Regions from separate parts of the Homo sapiens genome. Here regions 2, 3, 4 and 5 are each linked to region 1. The links are chromatin contacts, found by Hi-C or POLR2A ChIA-PET in ENCODE. All regions are on one chromosome and are shown on one strand. Each heading gives the region's core, a stretch centred on a gene start or an enhancer-like site at or near the end of the contact. The rest is flanking DNA. Distances are from core to core; before and after follow the strand shown.

Region 1 (4,292 bases), core at 836-3,335:
GAAATACAGACAATGTGTCCTATTACGACACCTCAAATACCTGTCACTAACTCCATCCAGCTGTGAGTGTTCAGGAGACAATATTAACAGATGTGTGGTTGGAAATTAGCTGTTTGGGGGGTATTTTTAATGAGATAGTTCTTTATTATTTTTTCTAGAATAAATTCCCCTTCTTTAGTTAGCCTTGATAAAACAGTGTCCAAGGTAAGTCTTGGAATCTCATCAGAAATCTCAAATGATTATTTTAGCTCTTTCAACTTTCTCCTCTTCAAAGCCATTAAACAAAGCAACTAATGAGTAAATATATAGGATGGCTTAAGATTTATTTCTTTCTCCACGGTTTATTCAGAAGTAATAAAATATTAGCAAAGGTAGCCAAGGCGGCTCATGCCAGTAATCCCAGTACTTTGGGAGTCTGAAGTTAGAAGATCACTTGAGGCCAGCAGTTCAAGACCAGCCTGGGTAACATAATGAGACCCCCATCTCTACAAAAATAAAATAAAGTAAATTCGCTGTGTGTATTGGCGTGTGCCTCTAGTTTGAGGTACTTGGGAGGCTGAGATAGAAGAATTGTTTGGGCTCCGTAATTCGAGGCTGCTGCAGTGAGCTATGATTGCATCACTGCACTTCAGCTTGAGTGACAGAGCAAAACCTTACCTTCAAAAAAAAAGGCAGAAAATAGTAAAGTTAAAGAAAAAAATGTTAATAGCCAAATCCCGGGTTGATTTTCATAGATTGAAAACTCAATTTTAGAGGAAAAGAAGGGTCAACTGAATCTTCTGTGTGTCAGGTGCTCACTTAATCTTCCCAATGGAGTCAGTACCTATGAAGTACAAATGAGGTGCCAGAAAGCTGCTATGTTCCAGAACCAAGTCTTTTCTTTGAAAGACTAAATTCTCTGCTTTGTCCCTGCTGCTTTGAGAGTTTGGTTACGTATATGATAAGGCCGTGTAATAATCTTGACATCTATGACTTCTATTTGAAGAACACAACTATGCATCTTTTCTGCATCCTAATAGAAGCAGACCTATTCAGAGACAAGAGTCTTTGTGCATAGTTTCAACTTTCATGCACTTTAGTCACCTGTTTTTTTTTTTTTTTTTAAGGCAGATTTTGACTCCAAAAGTCCAGGATGGGGCCTGAGGTTCTGCATGTCTAACAATTTCCCAGCTGATGCCAAAGCTGCTGATCAGAGTCTACACCTTAAGAAGTAAGGACTGTCAGAGAGCAGTGAGCTGAAGTGCCAGGGTAGAGACTTGGGATAAGGGGCCAAAAGGACTGGCTTCTGTCAAAGTTAAAACTTGGCGCCCCTAGGGAAATTCCTTCAGTGGATTGTGGAGCCATTTGCAAAACAAGGGCTAGTGTAGTCCTCTGGTTGGCTTTTTCACCAGCAGGCTTGAGGTTCTCTACCCATACACAGCTCTCCTGAAGTCCACCGCTGTTTTGTTTGGACAGGCTGGTCTCAAGTCTGAGCTTGCACACAAAGAGCTTATCACCAACACTGGCCTTTCTCTGGCAGCTGTTTTCCTTCCGAGTCCCAGGGCTCTAGTCTGAGGGCAGGAAAAAGGCTTGCTGGAGAAAGAAGGGGTGCTATCAGCAAGCTGTGGTAGATGCCTGGCTTCAAGACCTTGCGGGGGAGTACCTCTCCCACACATACCTCCTTACACACACCCCAAAGATCAGCTTCTCCACTATGTCCTTGCCCTAGAATAAGTATGAAATAAGCAGTTTGATAAATCTATCGGTTTTGTCCATAAAAGCTGGCGAAGAAGCAGAGACTAAATTACTTCCTATAATAAAACAAGGAATTTCTATAAATTACAAGGACTGAATGTCAAGTCCTACAGAAAAACCTGCTCATGGGCATATGTGTCCGTGATGGAACAACACATATCCCACCAGCATGAGGTCAGGCATATGAAATCAGTATGAGGTATATGAGTGCCACATCTAGGAGAACTGATAAAAATCAGAGTCGTTGTCAGCTGTGTAAATTGAGAGGAAAAGGCGCCTTCAGCGACTTCCTTTGGGGAAGGCTTGTTTTGTGCTGGTGAACTGCTCCCCCTGGTGGATCAGAAATCGTCATGGTCGGGATTCCATTCTGAAGGGAGCAAACATGCTCTGGAGAAAACTGGGCAGTTGCAGGTATAGAGATATCCTCCCAAAAAAAGCTAATTTCTGAGCCCCCAGAAATACATTGAATACCTTCTGGGACCCTAACTGAGTCTTAGTGTGGCCATGATGTGAATTGCAAAGTTTGTCTTCCCACATTATTGGAGTTGTCTTGTGTATTCTCATTATTATGGTTGTTTCAAAATTGTGGCTGTATATTGATTTGAGAGATACGGAAAAGTCTTAAGTCCTGTATTTTATTTTATTTCCACTTTAAAAGCAATTCTGGATATTTACAAGGGGAAAAAGACCAACAGCGAGGAGAACATTTTTCTGTGAAATCATTTGTTTCCCTTACTGTCTACTTTTAACTGCTCTCTCTGAGGTGGTCATGTCGATTGTGATTAATTTATGCCTGGGCCTCTTGTTCTACTTCCCTCAACCTAAAAATAAGTTTTGTGATTTTCTCAGGATGAAATTTCTACTTTCATTATTTATGTCAGTGCCAATAGAGATAGTTTATGTTGTTGTTTTCATTAAAGAGATTTTTTGTATGCCCTGCCATGCACAAAGAGGAGATTTTGCAGGTCAGGCAGAGATGAAAATCTCTGACAACACTCTTACTCTTTCGAACATTCTGCAATGAGGATTGCAGCTTCAGTCCAAACAGTGTATAAGCTAAATAAGGAAGTGTTTTAAATATTTATTTAACAAGACATATTTTAAATAACCTACATATGTAAATAGAGTTCTTAGCCTGTACATTATTGCCAGGTCGATTCTCATGTTCTGATATATAATTAATTACTGGTTTATTCCTCTGTAAACCGAAGCAGGGAATAATTCCGTGATGCCAGGTCACTGATGTCAGCAAAATGTAATACCCTTTGTCAGTGGGATCTGTGCAGGAGAAATTGAGACTGTAAAATCTGTGATGGTGGGTGCCAAAAGGTGTCCAAAAAACAAGTTCCTATCTCCATTTTAGTTGTTTTCTCCTGATGTGTAGACTTTTTCTCTATGTTACCTAAGTGGGATTAGAATGCACATTTTTTATGTTAATGCAAACTCAGAATGCCTATGCAGTCTAAACTATGCATTTTATAAGTCACCTAAAGTGTCATCTAAAGTAAATGCATATCATGACCATTTTAAGCAGCACTATTATATTTAGAAACAATAACAACACAAATATCAATCATTTTGGTAATTCTTGATCATTGAAAAAATGAATTTTTAAATGTTTAAGCAAAATCCACAAGTCATTTTTAACTTTTTGAGAGAAAAATATGGCGATATGTATGTATATATATATAATTTTGTTTTCACTTAAATGAGCACCTGTCTTTCAAATTACTCTACTAAAAACTTCTAAAGGGCAAAAATTCTGAACATCAAATTTGTCAAGGGTATAGATAGCCCTAGGAAAGAAAAAAGCAGGCAAAAATGTGGCACCTTTTCTCCTTAGACTTCATTTCTGATGATGTAAAATAAGTAATCATCTCCAATACCTTAGCACTTTGCTCGTTTGGGTCAGTGGTGCAACAAGCATATTTCATTTAAACATAGCACATGTCAGTTACCAAAAACCCAACTCAAAGTTTTTATTCCAAGCTCTCTGAATTAGCTCCTCAACTAAATTCTAGCTAGTGGATTAATGACATAAAATATCTTGGCTCATGGCCACAACATCCGGGAAATTTAGTGTGGAAAATCATGTAAAATGATTGGTTTATGCCATCATAACATACCAACCTATTGGTCATGTCACCTTTTAACCATCATCTACTTGTTTTGCCACGCTTAAAAATGTTCTATATTAAATCCATAATAGATCTTTTTGCTATTCTTGCGGGGCACTTTTGGCTCATGACTGTAATCCCAGCACTTTGGGAGGCTGAGGCGGGTGAATCACTTGAGATCAGGAGTTTGAGACCAGCCTGGCCAACATGATGAAATTCCATCTCTGTCAAAAAATACAAGAATCCAGGCATGGTGGCACACACCTGTAGTCTCAGCTCCTCAGAAGGCTGAGATGGGAGAATCCCTTGTATCTGGCAGGCGGAGGTTTTAGTAAGCCAAGATCACGACATTGCACTCCAGACTGGGCGACAGAGTGAGACCCTGTGTCAAAAAAAAAAAAAAAAAAAATCTTTGTGCTATTCTGCTTTGGGAAGAAATAT
Region 2 (4,292 bases), core at 640-3,139, 900 kb before region 1:
TAAAAACAGAAAATTAAATATTGTCATTGATGACACAGAGACGACTGAGAAGTACCTTTTAGTTAAATTCTTTTTCCCTTGATAAATTCCAAGGAGGAGTTGCTGGAACCAAGTTTTAGAGCTCTCACCAACTTTTCTTGGTTGGATTTACAGAGGTCAAAGTTTGGAGTGCAACTAGAGAGGTTAGCAGTTCACTTTTCCCAGACCGCCTGGCTTCTCATAGCTTAATCTCTGGGCACAGCTGCTGTGAGCACACAGTCCCTGGGACTCATATCTTGCCCTGCTCCTGGCCTGATGACAAGACTGGGAGGAACTGTGGGCAGGTAAGGCCAAAGGGAACCTCAGACCAATATTTCTCTGGAGGGCAGAGGGACAAACAGAATCCAGAGGTTGGGATCTACCTTGGGGACAATGTCTCAGAGTCCAATGGTTGCAATGAGATGTGTTGTGAGTCAGAGCTAGGGAGGGAAACAGCAGGCACAGGGGATGTTGAAAGGTCAGCCAGGCAACGGAAACCAGGGGTCAGGAAGAATTCTGAGCTATGATATCAGTTGGCATGCATGGTGGGGCAGGTATTCATATCAAAATCAAGCAAGTTTCATTTTTCAGGATCCAAGATCTTCCTGCCTTCCTTTCCTGGTAGGACTCAAGGGATTCTTCCTGGGCTCATAGACACTAGGTGTGAAACCATGCAAAAGGACAGGAAATGGGTGTCACTCTTCTTTATTGAGGAGATTCTGGAATTATTTTTACCGGAGTTGATTAGAGAATAAAATGTGGTAGTCAAGATCAGACCTGTCCTCTCAGGCTCTTTTCCTTCTAAGACAGGAGAATCTTCTGAGAGGTTCCCATAGAAGAGAACCCTCACGCTGCAAGTATCCAGGATACACATTCTGATTCATGCGAGTTCTAAGAAAATCTTTATTTTGGGACATTTGAGGCTTGTCATCAAAGAACTCTAACTTTCTATCTCCCATCTATCTATCTATCTATCTATCTATCTATCTATCTATCTATCTATCTATCATCTATCTGTCTTCTTTCTATATATTTTCTATTTTCTATATATATTTCTATTCTATATATTTCTATTTTTTATATAATATATATGTGAGATATATATCACAGAGAGATGTATTCTTTTTCTCTATATATATATGTGGGAAAGTGTTTTGTAAATGGTGAAGAACTACTGTTGTTATAATCCCATTTCTGTCCAATGTAGATGCTGATTTTTATCTTGCTTGATAATTGTTTTCAGGTGAGATTATATCCGATAAATACTTTTTAAATTCCTTTTTCTTCTGTTTCCTTTCTGTTTGTTTTCTTTTTGCTTTTGTTTCTTTAGTTTTCTGGTGAAAAATGATTCCATTGGAAATTTTATATCAGAACAAGTGTTTTCAGAAAAGGAAGGGATTCTCAGATTTAAAGGAAAAAGTTTCCCTAAAAGTCAGAGCAGCTAGAGCTACTAGGAAACCCCTTTATCTAATCAATCAAGTCTTAACTATAACACACTCAACCGATGCTTGGGTAGAATATAAATTCCAAGTCACATGAGGTCTTATCAGTTATAATACTGAGAAAGAATTAGCCCCTCTGTTTTGGTAAGATGATAGCTGTGGGCTAATTCGTTTTTTCTTGATATATTTGGGGGATTTGAAAACTTAGGAAGTAAACAGGTTATTTTGTTCAGGGAACCTTTTCTGAAAGAGTTACCAGGGTTCATCTGATGCCATTAGCTTTGCCAGTAATTTCCATGATGTCAAGGGCACATGGGAGATTAAAGAGGGATTAAGACCTGCTTGCACAGTCAAAGCATCACAGTAAATTGACTTGACTTGGCAGGCTACACTTCAGGTTGGCACCTTTTCACCACCTAATCATATACAATCCAGGTTTGCAGTGTTAGCTAGGCTACTTTCACAGAGGCCAAGAAATGTTAAGCAGGCAAGGTAGGAGGTGAAAGTTGCTGGGAAGGAGTGGATGGACTTCCAGGAGAATGCTCAAGGCCAGGCTGCCACCATGAGCTGCCGAGGAGGATTAAAACATTAAGGAAAATGCTTGTTGTTGTTGTTGTTCTTTTTTCCTCAGAATCTTTCAAAAATGAATTTCATTTTCTATTTACCCTCCTTCCACCCGCTCCCAAGTTTTCCAGATATACGTTCCTCTTAAAACCTTTTTAATCGCTCAGGTTATTATCAACTCTTCTGCAAAAGGAATCAGGTTTGCCCAGGAACTTCACTGAATAAAGATGAGTTTATATCTTAAAAAGGAAACAGCTGGATGGCAAAAGCCAGGGCGGGAGGCAGCTCTTGTTTCATTAGTGAAGGGAAACTCGAGGGCCCGGAGAGAACAACTGGGCTGGCAGCCACGGCGGGGAGAAGAAAAGGAAACACACGATCATAAAGAACTAATCATGAAAAATGGAAAGTGAGAAAGAGCCAAGAACAACAAGCAATAAATAGATTTGGAAGGGGGAAAAAGATGAGGAGGAATGAAAAGCTATGCTCAGGAAAGAAGCAACAAGAGCATGTGCGTTTCATTTGAAAAAAATTAATGATTCTGAAAATCATTAAAAAGTCTTAAGGAAAATGTTTTAAGATAGCTTTTCAGACCCAGGTTTTATTTCTATGTGTTGTTTCAGAGTCTATTCCAGTGCATGAAAAAAAAAAATCATGTGGAACTAGTGGGAGAAACTTAACATACAATGTGCCTGAGTGATTGGTTTCCCTCTGCTTTTTTTTTTTTTTTAATGATTTCTGCCTGATGGTGGGGAATAGAAGCAATTAGTTTGGCTATGTAGGATCACTGATAAATCTGGGGATTCTAAGATTAACTCATACAATTCTAGTCGTAATTAGAAATATCAAATACATTTTCACCTGTGCAGTAATCACGTAATGTTCATTTATTTGTCATGAGGGGGTGATGATTCAGCACTCACAGGTATATCTTTAAATATTTTCAGACGAAATGAGCATGGATTTAAGGAGGAACTAAGAGGAAAACCGGATCCTAGTCTGTCCTTCATCTTGAAAGAGGACTATTGGTCATGTTCATATATTTTATCATGTTGAATCTGTTCATCGAAACATAGCCAATAGTCCAGGCAAGCCTAGAGAGAAGATATATGTATATATATATATATATATATATATATATATATATATATACACACACTATTTGAAGTTTCACATCAGTTACAGATAATACTTTACAAATTAAATGTTGTTGGTCTTTTATTTGGGGGATGCCTTATTAGCTTTTTAAAAATTAGTTTTTAATAGCAGCATTTGTTTAAGAAGGAAGAAAAAATGCTTGGTGGTACCTTCTGGAAGGTACATTAATCTTGTTAATGACACCACAGTTCATGGTTGGCAAAACAGGACTTTTGAATCAACCTGTATTGTGTGTGTGAATGTGTATGTGCTTGAGAAAGAAGGCCAGGGCACTAAAGATACATGAGAAGTGCATGAAGACAGGATGCAGGATTTCCTATGATTTTATGTTGTTCTTAATTAGGAAGCATATTGGCAGCAAATGCTAACATGTGTTAGGATGTTTAGCTGAAGCCAAATAAATGTTTTCTATTACAACTCTGAATTCCATGCCTGGTCGGAACCCGTGCTTTTCTGCTCATGGCTTACAAAATCCCGTTAAAAGTCATCTCAAGGGCCAATTTTCTGTTGGCTCACAGAGCAAAATGACTTTCACCACATGTTTTCCTGAAGGGTTATCTACAACTCCGGGTGGAAGTCAAAGATTGGAAGAGGATGACCTCTGATCCTGGAACTGCATTGCTTGGTGGTCAGGAGGGGTTCTTAGTAAGCAAACTCAGTTTAATCCCAGAGTCGGAAGTGGGTGTCAACAAGCCAAAGCAACATCCTTTCAGCTCTGCTGCTTTTTTGTCTTGGTGGAGGAATAGCCAATGGAAGAAGATGGAGAGTCCGGACCAAAAAAAAAAAAAAAAGATGAGGTAAAGTAGCTACACTTGTGTACATAAGGAACCATGTAAAAGTATGCTATGTATGTATGTATTTATTTATTGTTTTGAGACAGGGTCCTGCTCTGTCACCCGGGCTGGAGTGCAGCGGCAGGATCTCGGCTCACTGCAACCTTCACCTCCCGGGTTCAGATGATCCTCTCACTTCAGCTTCCTGAGTAGCTGGGACTGCAGGAAGGCCCCACCATGCCTGGCTAATTTTTGTATTTTTAGTGGAGACAGGTTGCCATGTTGCCCAGGATGGTTTCGAACTTCTGAGTTCAAGTGATCCTTCCGCCTTGGCTGGCCA
Region 3 (4,292 bases), core at 744-3,243, 790 kb before region 1:
TAACCCACCTATCAGCCCACACCTCTGACTGCTGGCTGCTCCCCATTGAGCCTGAAATACTGTGCTATCTGCCTGTACCCTTTTGCATAAGCTGGGGTTGGGTTATCTCAGATTTCTATTTGGGTCAAGATTGCCACATACCTCACCTCTTCTGTTCTGGTCCTCATCCTGTGTTCCTGGACAAAAATAACATTTGAGTAGAAAGCTTTTCTACTTGTTGACATAGTTGAACAGATTTTGCTTTATTGAGATGAAATGGAGCCTAAATTTATCTGGAAATGTGTGGAATCAGTAGAGAGAAGTAAACACAACTCGAAGAAAGCGGGAAACCCCTGTGTACAATTCAGCTTTTTCACTCCCAGGGAGTTGGGCATGATTGTAAAGAATGATGTTTTCAAGCCTGCCAATAACAGAACACGTCTGTATCCATTGTGGATGGGCTTCTTTGAGAAAGCTTCCTTTTCGCCCAAGTAGAGGAGCTCTTCACTGCCCTAAGATTCTGCTTTCCTACTCCCATGTCAGAGCAGGAAAAGGTGAATATTTTTCACACAGAATAGCCTCATCCATTCCCACGGGGAGTGAGATAGTTCCTGTAGGGTGCTAGTGATGGCATAAAATTACAGCTCACTAGAGAAACAGTTGCGAGTAAAGAAATATATACATTTCCTCTATTTGTGTTCCCTGTCTGTGTTGTCTAAGTTGCAAACAACAGACTCCACTTCAGCTAGGTTAAAGGGAAAAGAGGTTTAATAAAGAAAATTAAATAGCTTATAGCATCACTGGGGAACTAGAGAAACAGATTTAAGGCTAAGCTTCCAGAAACATATCCCAAAACATGCCCCCAAACCGTGACACTGACATGAAGAGACAGTTGTCATTGCTGCTTTATTGAACAGAGGACTGAGAATTTTTCTACAGTCACTGCTGTTCTCTGCACTGATGGAAGCCAAGCCTGCCTGGAGAACTCAACTTTGCAACCCAAAGCTGGTGGCTAATGTGGCTACCCCTACCAACAAAATGGAAACTCCACCAGGTGTCTGAATCCAGCTCTCACGGTATGTATCCTGCAGGTGGCACGTTGGGAAGATGCAAGGGAGGCTGGGAATTTGAGTCCCGATTTCCAGATTGTGACTGTGGGTCACAGTGAAGATTAGCTTTGCTTTCAAGCATACGCATCAATCCAGCAGGAAGATGTCTTCCCAATTCTAGACATGAACCTGCAACCTAGTAAAGTGGTTAAGAATATGAGCTTCAGAATTAATCAGTCATGGATTTATGTTTTCTCAGAGTGATTGTGAGCCGGTCACTTTCCCTCTCTTTCTTTCTCAACTGAGCCTCAGCTTCCTTCTTTGTAAAATACAGATAATATTTCCGTAGAGGTGGTATGTGACACAAATTTAAACAAGCATGTATGGAAAATCCTCAGCATAGTGTTTTTATAATGTAGTGAGCATTCAGTGTATGGTGGCTCTCATTCCAGTTACTAGTAATAAGAGCTGAAAGTTTATGGTCTAAAAGAGAAAAAAAATACTTATGACCAAAACTCATAATGCTAATAATAATAAGAAGAATCCTACTAATAACAAACCAGCCTTGAACCAAGCCACCCAAGTTCATCTTAACATTTCTTATAAGAAATTTCAGTTCATGCAAGGGATTTATATGGCAATAGCTGAACAATGGGAAAGTTTGAGGTCGATGCTTCCTCAACTGTTTCCAAAATAAACAGTTACAGGAAGCTCACTACCCTGTGCATTAAAGCGCAGGGGGAATAAGGAGGGGGCTCTGTTACTTTAAGCTCACTACAGGAGACGTGGGAGCAGATCAATATGTGGTTAAGTGTTTTAGCTGCACTTTTATTACGTTTGACAGCGATGACAACATAGCATGCACTGAATAAAATGACTAACGCACACATTTCTCCCGCATGCATACTGCTTCTATTTTTCGAACCTCCTGAGTGAAAGGCAGTCATACAAAAAGCATGCAGAGTGGGAGTTCCAAGTGGCTAGGGCCAGAATTGCCCACGGATTCCAGATTTCCAGAGTCACAGAGGGGAACCTGACTACCCGAAGCAGAAAGAACAAAAAGGGCTGCATGAACATGAACATGTTAACTACTGAACAGTAGTTAACAGTCGGATGAACTGAGAAAGGCATGCTTACGTACATAGCTACATTTCTTTCTCCTCAAGCCTTATCTCTTTCCCATAATGTGGGCAGTGCTGATGAGTGAAAAAATACACAAGCCCGTCTAAGTACACTGTAGATTTACACAGCACAGGGCTGAACTTAAAAACAACAACAACAAAACGCTGTTATTTGAGTAACTTTTCAAAATCCTATTTAGATGCCACCCGTTTCTACCTTTTCACTGACACCCAGATGTTTTCACTTGGATTTGAGGCCCCAGCAGGCAGCATCCAGATGTTTTGAGGGGGCAGAGGAAGTTCTTTCATTTGTGGCAAATTTGAGAAGTGAAGATTCATTGACTCATGTAATATTAATCTTCCTACATAAGGAAATTGGAGCCAAGCTGTTTGCCCACTTTCTCAGTTATGTGTGGGGTCACTGAACTGGGGTGGGGCAGTGGGGAACCCCTTTGGCTGGGATTTTGTGCAGATGGCACTGAATTCCAAAATACTTACCACGTTTTCTCATTAGCCCTATGCAATTCTTTTTATTCACTTCAAGACCATTTAGTGGAGCAGGAAGAAACTGCAGGCCTTTTGGAGGTATTTCCTTGTGATTCTGGTCCAATCCACCACCACCGTCTCACGCTTAGAACCCTGCAATCCTTCGTAAGTATTTGTTCTGGAATCCTGTTACTCTGTTACTAAAACCACTCCTATTTCTCACCTTGCTCAAGCTTCTCATCTCACTTAGAAAAAGGAATTTTTACAAACAAATCTTTCCATTAGCATCATAATGTTTTTCATGTTTGGCTCTGACTCAGTTTCCTTTCACTTTCTGGGAGCCTTTCCTCACCCTCCTACCTCGCTCACTCTGCTGTGGCCCTACCACCTTTCTGTTACTCAAACTCGCTTTTCACCCTCCTGCTTGGATGAATGAGCAGAGTCATTGCTTGTAGTGTCCCCTTTGTCCAAAATGTTCTTCCCTGGATATTCCCTGGGCCTGCCACATTCCACGCAGGTTTCTGTCCAGGGCTTAACTGTTTTTTGTTTGTTTGTTTGTTTGTTTGTTTTTGAGATGGAGTCTTGCTCTGTTGCCCAGGCCAGAGTGCAGTGGCGCAATCTCGGCTCACTGCAAGCTCCGCCTCCCGGGTTCACGCCATTCTCCTGCCTCGGCCTCCCGAGTAGCTGGGACTACAGGCGCCCACCACCACACCCAGCTAATTTTTTGTATTTTTTTTTAGTAAAGACGGGGTTTCACCATGTTAGCCAGGATGGTCTTGATCTCCTGACCTCGTGATCCACTCGCCTCGGCCTCCCAAAGTGCTGGGATTACAGGTGTGAGCCACTGCGCCCAGCCACCAAGGCTTAACTCTTGAGCCCAGACCCACACCTAGCACGAGCTGGGCACTGAATCAGCAAAGACTTGGAACGCGTGAACACAGTTATTGTTGTTCTTTGTGTTTGCATGTGGTGAAAGATTGGCTCATACTATATGAAAATCACTGAGATTTTTTTTTTCTCAAATATCTGTTTTCTCGAAGATTTAGGTGAGGAGTAAAGTGAGCAAGCTATTTGTAAAAGTTTTCAGAGCAAACATTCCATGATCAAAACAGGATCAAGGATTTTGCCTTTTTGTGGCTTCTTTGGAAGGAATAAGTGTAGGTCCTCAGGCCACTTCATTAAAAAAATGATTAATAGACATACTACATCTCTGTTTTCTGAAGTGATACTTTAGTGTACTTTAATTTGTTTAAGAGCTGAGCTTACAAGGAAGTATGAGACCATTTCTGTTCCTACCCTCCCAGCTCCAATTATCTGCCTTTCTGTGTTTGGGGTGACATTAGATGCATAGGACTCTACCCTGGAAATTTCCCATTAAAATATTGTTTTTCAAACCCATAGGTATAATTTGACCTCTTTTGGATGTTTAAATTGAAAATATGTGAAGAACTTAAGTCCCTTTATTTTTACCCTCTTCTGTTATTGGAGTCTTCTGCTGTTTGTACTTTATGATTCTACTTCATGGCTTCTTCTAGGCCAGTTCCCCATTGCTCTGCTTCACTGGGGTGACCGAGACCTTAAAATAAATTCTCAATCAACATGTGTAAACCAAATGAATGATTATTTGGACCCCAATTCTATAGCATAATAGTCTAAA
Region 4 (4,292 bases), core at 1,232-3,731, 670 kb after region 1:
GGGACTGAGCACAGTAAATTCCTAATACAAGCCATCATCCCTGCCCTCAAGGAGTCACAGTATATAACTCGTAAAAGGAAGTATCTCCTCTCCTCTGGAAAAAAAAAAAAAAGCTGTTTATAAACCCAGCTACAGTGAGTACCTTGGAGCTATTAAAACAGTAACAAATGCCTTAATTAGGGCAAGAACAGGGAGTTCTGTAAATCTCCTCCCAGGTCCCTCTGAAGCAAGCAGCTTCCCCCACTGATGCAACCAGGAGTTCCTTTTTACTTTATAAACGTTCCTGAAACAACAAAATTAAAGTCCTCCAAAAATGAGATTATAAACGTTAAATGCTATTTACAAATCTCATGATAGAAACTGCAGCAGAATTCATTTTAATATTGTCACTTAATAAATATGCCACAAGTTTTTTGTTCCCCTCTAAATTATCTTAAATTTCTTCAAAATATGAGCTCAGAAAGAGGGTGAGTTCTTATTGTGTGTGGCAGGGACTGGGGAAAGCACAAAATTAAGTAAACTATGGGCACTCCCCAGCCCCCTCCACCCATAACACCCTCAGTCGCCCAGAGCTCAGAGGGTACAAACTAGAAATCAACCCACCAAGTTCATTTCTAACTCAAGCCTTGGTGTTGCGATTTTACCTACTGAAATGCTCTTCCCTGCAAACTTTGCCTGGCCTCCTCTTCCTCTCCAATCTAACACTTTACCTGGCCTGGCTTTCTTCTCTTGGGAAAGGTTGCAGTGAGCCGAGATTGCACCATTGCACTCCAGCCTGGGTGACAGAGTGAGACTCTGACTCAAAAAAAAAACAAAAACAAAAACAAAAAAACATAGCGTCTCCTCCTGTTGAGGGAAAGGATGAGCCGTCTAGCCCAGGGAAGAGCCGAAGTCAAGGTGCTGGGGGCTGCCAGGATGCAGGTGGCTCTTCGTAAGCATGGGTGCTTGTGGAGAAGTGGTGGGCAGCCACGTGGAATCCAGGTGTGCAGAGGGCAGACTGTGAGTGTCTTGTGTGGGGTGCTAAGGAGCTAGTTCTTCCTGTTGAAATTCAAAGGCCACTATTGAACGGGAGGGAGGCTTTATGGGGTGTGTTTTAGGAAGGTGATAGGGAAGCAGAAGGAAGATAGAATATTGGGGCCTGGAGTGACGGAAGGAGAAAGGGCTCCCAGTATAAAGACCACTGCATTCATATAGTCAGGAGGGAACGGGTCCCTGGAGACCAAGGCAACAGGTCCATGAAGGTCATGTCTAGGGAGCACGACTGAGTGAATCCACTCAAGAAAGATGATCTCCTACACTTTTCTTTCACATTCGCCAAAATGAGGCTGTAATTGAATGTTTGCATCCCAGGTTTGAAACCTAATCTCAGAACCAAATCTTCCCCCTTTTTACAGGTTCCTGAAAGTCCTCTGGCACCTTCAATTGCCTGTATTCATCATAAGTCTGAAGTCCCTTCTCTTAACGCAGCGAATGCCTCTGCTTCTTAAAGAAGCTAAGCTCATCTCCAACTCAGGGCCTTTGTGTTTGCCATTCCCTCTTCTTGGAATGCCATTCCATGTGATTTTGCCTTCTTGGCTGCTCCTCATCACTCACCTTATTACTTAACCATTACCTCCTTAGGGGGCCTTTCCTACCCACTTCCCAGGGTGCCATATTTCCAGCTTTTACTTTCTTTGCCCTTTCATCATTTAAAATGGCCCAGCACTCTTATTTGTTAAAGTATTTATTCTCTCCCTTTCCTCAATAGAATGTCTTGTGGGGTAAAAGAATAAAGATTTTTCTCTGGCTTTGTTGCTTTGACCTCAGTACATACAACAATGCATGGCACATAGTAGATGCTCAATAAATTTGTATTGAATGAGTGACCCAAGGAACCAGAAAGGTGAAAATTAGGATCTGAAGATACCCTGTTGCTCAGGAGCCACCATTTATTCTCTTTTCTCAACGACATTCTCTTCCTCTATTATTATATTAATCCACCCACAAGGAGAGGAGAGACTTGCATCAATGCAAGAGCAAATTCTCCAAGGCAAGTAATAAATCCCACTGCAGGTTTTGCCCAGTGGATATCAGTTCTGGTAGTGGGAAGCATCACTTTTTCTCTGGGCAAGGTACATATCTATGTGACAGCCTCTGTTTATAATAGCTACCACAGAGACCAGACAGGAGGCATTAAAAATTAAACAAGAGAAGAGTCGATCAGCTTCCAATCTTGGGTTTATAGACAGGAAAATGCTTAATGACAGGTGGTCTCTGTACCAGAGGTGGCCTCTGAGAGACATTTCTCTTGATTTTATTTTTTAATTAACTTTTATTTTCAGTATTTTGTCCCCCTTTTCTGCCCCCGATGGAATAATATTTAAATGATAAAAGGCTCACCGCTGTTTCCAGAGCAGCCCAGATCACCTCTCCACCCAGCTGCAAGGGGAGGGAATCTTTAAAGATCACTCTGTTTTGGAATTCTAATGTTGCCAAGTGGCACACATGGATTCTCATCATATGGCTCCCAACTGCAGTTCTTTAAGCTAAAGAGTGCAGTTCTTCACGCTTCCTTGTGACAGTCTCCTAATTACCCATTCTGAGCCCTCTGAAACAGCATTCCTCCTAGTTAAGGATCTCTGCCATCACCGCAAGACACCAGTGAGTTGACTATATTTTATTCAGCATCTATCCACTGTGCATGAATAGTAAAATAGGCACAGTCTAAGGCTTACTATGTGGCATTAAGATATATTCTGACTCAGAACAGAGTCACTGTTAGATTAAATATAGAATATATATATATGAATACACACATAAACTTTTATTATAATGTAGTCATTAATACTTCCAAGTAAGTCATATCTTACTTTAGTATGAATGCTGCCCTCTCATATCCATGATCTCGTCTGATTTTCACAGTCACCCAGGGAGATAGCAATCGTATTCTACTCATCTTACAGAAGTCAAAGCTAAGGCTCACAGAGGCTGAGTAACTTACCTAAGGTCATATAGCTAATGAGTGCCATAGCTGAGATTTGAACCTAGGCAGTCTGATACCAGAGCTATGCTTCACAACACTGAAATGTACAGGTGTGTCCTGAGGAATGATGAAAGGAGAAAAAAAATAATTTTGGAAGTATAGTAGGAATTAGATTGTGCAGGATCTTAAATGCCATGAGAAGTCATTTGGAGTTTATTTAAGTCACTTAAGGAAATATCAGGGTTTGAATGAAAGGTCTTTGAATAAAAAGACTGACAGTTTTACCCTCCACTTTGTCACTTTATTATAATTAAAATTATATATATATACATATATGTCTGTTATATTTGTGCCACTCTCTTTGCTAGAATGAATCTGTGACATGAACAGAGTCCTTGTGTGACTTATTCATTGCCTACCTACGTCAATGTCTGGCATATATAAGGCACTCAGTATTCATTGAGTGAATGAACCAAGGAAACCATGTCTAAAGCTCCAATGCCATCCCAAGCCTGGACCCCGGGTTCCTTAAACTAAAAGCACACCATTGTCCAACACAGCTGTCCTAGATGTTGAACAGAATGACCCCTTGGACCCAGCCCCATCCGGTTCTGCCCATCCCTCACAACAGACTTGGAATATAAACCTGGCCTCAGGTTTTCTTAGAAGACAAGATGGCCTTGTTCTGGTTTGCTGAATGTAGCATACCACTCTGGATTACCTGATTTGATAGGGACTCTTGTCAAAAGTGGTCACCTTGCCTATCTGCTGTGCAATTTCCCTTTATTATTAAGTGTTGTATCACATAGCTTCATTTGAACAGTAGTAAAAGAGGAGGCAAAAAAAGAAAAGAAAAGAAAAGAAAGAAACCACCCACATGTGAACTCACCCCTCCCTGTTCATTCCGACCTTCGCTTCATTGCCTCCTCCATATCCTCCACTGTTAGTACAGAGCACTTAACCTTCCACGGGGTATTTTTATGCTCCATTTTCTGTGCCATTATGAAGGAGATGAAAGTAAATGGAGTTCTCTTTGGATGGGAGCTGTTATCACCCACTTACGGGCTTTCCCACCCTTCCCACTTCCCAAAGGGGAAACACAGATGCAAAGAGAGTGAAGGTGTTTTCGAATTAAATGCATCTCAGAAAGCCAGGTAGGCAAGAACAAATATGCCTTTTGCTAGGAATGCCAAACTAGTAAAGCACCTCCAATTGATCTGCACGGAAGAGCATTTACTTAGTAACAAAGCAGACCAGTGCAAGACCGGCTAAGCTGTCTTGTTTACTCCCTGCCGGGGTCTTGTGCTTCTCATTTCCAACACTTGTCACA
Region 5 (4,292 bases), core at 1,117-3,616, 620 kb before region 1:
GTCACCCAGGTTGGAGTGCAGTGGCTCCATCTCGGCTCACTGCAAGCTCCGCCTCCCAGGTTCATGCCATTCTCCTGCCTCAGCCTCCGGAGTAGCGAGTAGCTGGGACTACAGGCGCCTGCCAACACACCTGGCTATTTTTTTTTTTTTTTGTATTTTTAGTAGAGATGGGGTTTCACCGTGTTAGCCAGGATGGTCTCGATCTCCTGACCTTGTGATCTGCCTGCCTCCGCCTCCCAAAGTGCTGGGATTACAGGCGTGAGCCACCACGCCCGGCCTAGTTTTCATAACTTTAGTTCTAACTTGTTTTTTCTCTTCTAGAACTGTATTATGGTATTTACCTTTGAGAAAAACCTCAACTTTGATCGGTCATATTAAATAGATGATTCTGCTTATATTTTAGGTGGGTGCCCCACGTGGATATGTGCTCCATATTTAACCTAACTTCTCAGCTTTACTGCATGCCAAGTTTCAAAAAAGCTTTCAGTTTTTAAGGATCCTGGAATAATCCTACATCTAAACCTACAGAGAGTCCTTTGGCTCAAAGCCCTAAAATATCTAATACCGTGCATCACTCTTACAAGGCCATTGATCTTTTAGAAACTGGAATACTTTGTTTTACCTCCCTTCTAACCCCAAGAATGGACGAACCAGGCAGAGCACACACTCACAATTTTATGGTGTCCCATTGTAGATGAAGCCCACGCAAAAAGGCCAAGAGAAGGGGAAATCTTCTTTTAATGCTGGGATAATTTGAAAGACAATGTGAATACTTTAGGCCTGAATTATCTGGTTGGGCTTTAGTGCCAATTAAGTTAACCCAATAAATTATTCTAGGGCTGATAATTTGCAGTGAACAAAGAGAAGCAGAGGGTGAAGATAAATACCTGAAGGATTCATTTACAAACTCAGTTAATAATGTTTTCTGTCCTAATTGCTCAGTTTGGCTATCTAAGTTGATCTATTTGCTGTGTAATTATATAATTGCTTAATTCTCCACTCCAGGTTGTTGAGAGGATTAAATGAAATAGTATATTTAAGGAATTAAGTAGTGCCGGTTCCACCTATTTATCTCTGGCCCATTCCCCCGCATTCTTAGTACAACCCACCAATGAATGGGTGGTCAGGTCTCTTGTGGGAAAAACTTGCATTACAGCATTTTCCAACCTTGCACCATTTTACTCCGTGCAAATTACACCATAATTAATTTGGCCAAAGGACAGTTACACAGATACAACTACAGGCCAGGATTACATCCTGAAAACCAAAGCTATAGAATGAACTCCCTGAGCATCCGTGAGTGAGAATGTCTAAAAGACTAGAACAAAGGGGGCTCACATTTTGTGGATGCATTATATGTGCTGTCTGATTTAGTCTTCACGAGAATTCTCTGAAGGTTAAATGAACAATTTTATAGAAGATGCTAAGATTCATTGAGGTTCAATAATGCTTCCCAAGTTGCGTAACTGTGAAGCGGTAGGAGTAAAACATTTGCCCACAGCCTTTATTCTTTCCAGTACACCGTGGGCCCTTCAGATGCAGTGCCATTCACCCAAGGGGCATAGCGTCTTATATTTCAACTTGAAAAAGATGCACATCATGGACAAAGATATATATTTGGCTAAATTTTATAGATTGGATAGCTTACTTTGGATTTAAATGATAGCAGCCAAAGATTCCATTGGTTTTTAAACTGGATTATTTTCTTTTCCTGTTTTGAAAAAATATAAACCAGTGAATTGAGAGCAATAGTTCTTATGGAAAGGTGTGTCAGCTTCAGATTACTCATTTGCTGTGCTTTATCCAGTGGGGTCCCACTTGTCCTCTTGGGGACACCCACGAAATCCTGTGTGACTGTAGTGACAGACAGTAGAAGACCTATAGAGAGGAGGGAAAAGGGAGTGAAAAAAAAAAAGGATTTGGTGTAGCTATTCCCCATATAAATATTAATGGAGAATTCTTTGGTCTTGAGCTGGAAAAATGGGTTTAATTTTTCTGTCATAATCCTCTTTGACTTGTGCCCTTGAGCAAGTCTCTCATCTCTCTTTATCTTGGTTTCATCAGCAGCAAAACAACACCAGCCAGGTCTACTAGGCTTCTTGTGAGATCAAATGGAAGGATCTATGTGAAAGGTCTTTGAAACATAAAAGCAAAGGGCACTGTGCAAACGTGAGGATTATTTGCAGTCAGTCTGTTCCATTTCTGTTGCCAGGCAAATCTTTGGATATTTGCCCCAACCACAACATCCTCATGACGGGCATGGTGCATGGTAGAAACCGGAAACAGGCCACTTTCACATTATTTTAAAATTTGTTATGAAATTTTGCCAAAACTTTATAAATACCAGCCAGGGCCATGGGGTGTTGTACCACATTCTTTCCACCTCATGAACCATTGTTTTTTGTTCTGAACTCGTAAGTTGAAATGCATTGAGTTGCAGTTGCTTAGCTGGGTCAGCTTGTGAAATGCCTGATATGTAATGCTTGATTCTAGCCAATTATCTTTAGTTCCTCTCTTTTATTAGTGTTAAATTTGAATTACAACGGGAAGGGTGGGAGTGGAGTGCGTACTATGCGCTAAACCTTTAAGGCAGTGAATTCATTTGTATTATTTTATTATGCCTCTTTATAGCCACCATTGGTTTCAGTCCTTTGTTGATTTTTAGAAGACTCCAAACTCATCTTTCCCTCTGTTTTGTTTTAAACCTGTTTCCTAAAAGCAAAAGATGAACTTTTCTGTTTCAAAGTGTGATAGAAAAAAAAAATAACAACTCACAACAATCTTAAACTTGTAGTTAACAAAATAAACTGCAGATAAAACCCCTGAAGGTCTTGGCAGCAAATGTTTCCCACTAAAATGGAACTCTGTGCACTCATAGTCTGAAACAAATTAGGAAGGAGGGGGAAAAATCAACAGCTCTGGGGTGAAACTGGGGTTGGTGCTGCCTCATCATTTTTAAACCAAAAATAAAACAAGCAAATTTTGTTTAACTGCAGGTCAAAATAAAAAAAAAATTAAAAAGTCCCTCATCTGTTCAGTGTAATTACTAACAGAGTGCAGTCTTACCAGCTGCAGGGTTCATGGATAAATGGAAAGAACCATAATTTTCTCTCCCTGGGGTTAAACCCCCAAACTTTAAGTCTGTTCCTCTACAGTATGCTTTTAATATACCATGAGAAGCCAAGTCAGAACATTTTTAGCGTATGTCTCTACTTTTTTTTAACCAGAATGAAATAATTATGTACACATAAGAGTTAAAGCTCTGCGGAAAAAAAAAAAATTCTTTCTCCAATGTCCTCAATTAGGACACTGTATCCCTTCCCTAATGATGACTGTATGGTCTCCAGGTTTTTGTCACCAAGAGATGGGCGGAATTGGCTGTACTTGAGATTTCTCAAATATTGCCAATTTCTTTTCAAATGTTCTTGTTTCATCACCACCAGAAAAAGTGTTTCCTTGTACATTTCACTTAATTTTAAGCCCGAGTGTATATTAAGAAAATTTGACCCATATGTTCCTGATTTATTTACACTTAACTCATTGAACTCTTCTTTTATTACTATTTTTAACATTTTTGGTGTCCAAAATACCCAGTGAATTTTTTTTTTTAAACCATCCTTAAGCCCTTATTTCATTTTATTTGCATAAAAATGTCTAATTTGAGCTGAAAGGAAATGGAATTTGAGCTTAAATTTCTCAATTTGGGTTTGAAATTGAATTCATCAGTTTCCTGTGGGGGTTTGCAACAGAAGCAGAAAAACTATGTTTTTTTCACCTCAAGGTAGGCTTTTCTTAATGGGTAATTTCACCTTGTTGATAGGATCTAATGGAGAAACATAGATTAACCACTGGGTGTAAGTATTCATTTCATAGCAATGTGAACGGTGGGCTGGAATTGTGGAATAGCTGAAGCTGTCAAAAACCCTTACAAGGATATCCAGGATCCAATTAACTTCCTCACTCTCTCTACATTTGACCCAGAAAGAAGGAGTATATATTCAGGAAGGGGACTAGCCTTCTAGAAGGTGGGTCAGAGGTGAGCCAAATATAAGTGACACTGAGAGACTCCGGAGAAATTCACAGAAGATTCACACCTGGGCATACTGTGTTCACCCCAACCCTGACCATGGAGCACGGGGAAACGTGCCTTTGGGGTTCTGACCAAGGTAACCCTCTTGACAGCAAGAAGAAAGGTATTTGTAACTCTCTGTATTTGGCATTGCCATTGCAACAAGTCCCAAAGGAAAAACACAACCATATTTTCCCTGTTCAATTTCTCTATTTGGGAAAGG

What was found. Hi-C counts contacts between places; a loop is a spot of excess contacts on that map. ChIA-PET counts read pairs that join two places held with the same protein, here RNA polymerase II (POLR2A). Pooled maps may share reads with other maps.
Region 2: a map of endothelial cell of umbilical vein shows a loop between it and region 1 (4-fold over the local background). The contact joins two enhancer-like sites. A Hi-C loop is called at or near these places in 6 of 168 maps with a recorded cell type or tissue (CD4-positive, alpha-beta T cell, Calu3, aorta and 2 more) and 9 of 50 pooled maps.
Region 3: a loop to region 1 is called in a map of endothelial cell of umbilical vein, with 4 times the contacts of the local background. The contact joins two enhancer-like sites. A Hi-C loop is called at or near these places in 5 of 168 maps with a recorded cell type or tissue (GM12878, IMR-90, ascending aorta and 2 more), 2 of 37 single-sample maps with no recorded cell type and 9 of 50 pooled maps. POLR2A ChIA-PET finds 5 or more read pairs at or near these places in 1 of 52 experiments (endothelial cell of umbilical vein).
Region 4: a loop to region 1 is called in a map of GM12878, with 4 times the contacts of the local background. The contact joins the promoter of LINC02852 here to the enhancer-like site in region 1. A Hi-C loop is called at or near these places in 3 of 168 maps with a recorded cell type or tissue (GM12878, endothelial cell of umbilical vein and naive thymus-derived CD4-positive, alpha-beta T cell), 3 of 37 single-sample maps with no recorded cell type and 11 of 50 pooled maps.
Region 5: a map of ascending aorta shows a loop between it and region 1 (2.6-fold over the local background). The contact joins two enhancer-like sites. A Hi-C loop is called at or near these places in 2 of 168 maps with a recorded cell type or tissue (ascending aorta and endothelial cell of umbilical vein) and 8 of 50 pooled maps.

Annotation. Positions count from the first base shown.
Region 1 is chr15:95,257,389-95,261,680 of GRCh38, reverse strand. No RefSeq gene overlaps it. Among named protein-coding and RNA genes, the nearest start is that of LETR1, 68 kb to the left of the region's middle. Within about 2 kb of position 2,085, at least 8 of the 41 ENCODE cell types and tissues checked have a DNase peak (open chromatin) inside an H3K27ac peak, as active enhancers do; they include ascending aorta and endothelial cell of umbilical vein, where a contact is called at or near this core.
Region 2 is chr15:96,158,553-96,162,844 of GRCh38, reverse strand. All of the region lies in intron 3 of NR2F2-AS1 (NR2F2 antisense RNA 1), which reads left to right. All of the region lies in intron 1 of LOC112268156 (a long non-coding RNA gene), which reads right to left. Among named protein-coding and RNA genes, the nearest start is that of NR2F2-AS1, 170 kb to the left of the region's middle. Within about 2 kb of position 1,889, at least 9 of the 41 ENCODE cell types and tissues checked have a DNase peak (open chromatin) inside an H3K27ac peak, as active enhancers do; they include endothelial cell of umbilical vein, where a contact is called at or near this core.
Region 3 is chr15:96,045,297-96,049,588 of GRCh38, reverse strand. The region is part of intron 1 of LOC112268156 (a long non-coding RNA gene); the gene reads right to left. It overlaps LOC105370998 (a long non-coding RNA gene), which reads left to right. Exons shown (of 4, transcript XR_001751688.2): 2 at 1-1,055; 3 at 2,694-2,800. Among named protein-coding and RNA genes, the nearest start is that of NR2F2-AS1, 280 kb to the left of the region's middle. Within about 2 kb of position 1,993, at least 4 of the 41 ENCODE cell types and tissues checked have a DNase peak (open chromatin) inside an H3K27ac peak, as active enhancers do.
Region 4 is chr15:94,587,445-94,591,736 of GRCh38, reverse strand. LINC02852 (long intergenic non-protein coding RNA 2852) reads left to right here and starts at 2,481. Exons shown (of 3, transcript XR_932641.4): 1 at 2,481-2,640.
Region 5 is chr15:95,873,410-95,877,701 of GRCh38, reverse strand. No RefSeq gene overlaps it. Among named protein-coding and RNA genes, the nearest start is that of LINC00924, 440 kb to the right of the region's middle. Within about 2 kb of position 2,366, at least 7 of the 41 ENCODE cell types and tissues checked have a DNase peak (open chromatin) inside an H3K27ac peak, as active enhancers do; they include ascending aorta, where a contact is called at or near this core.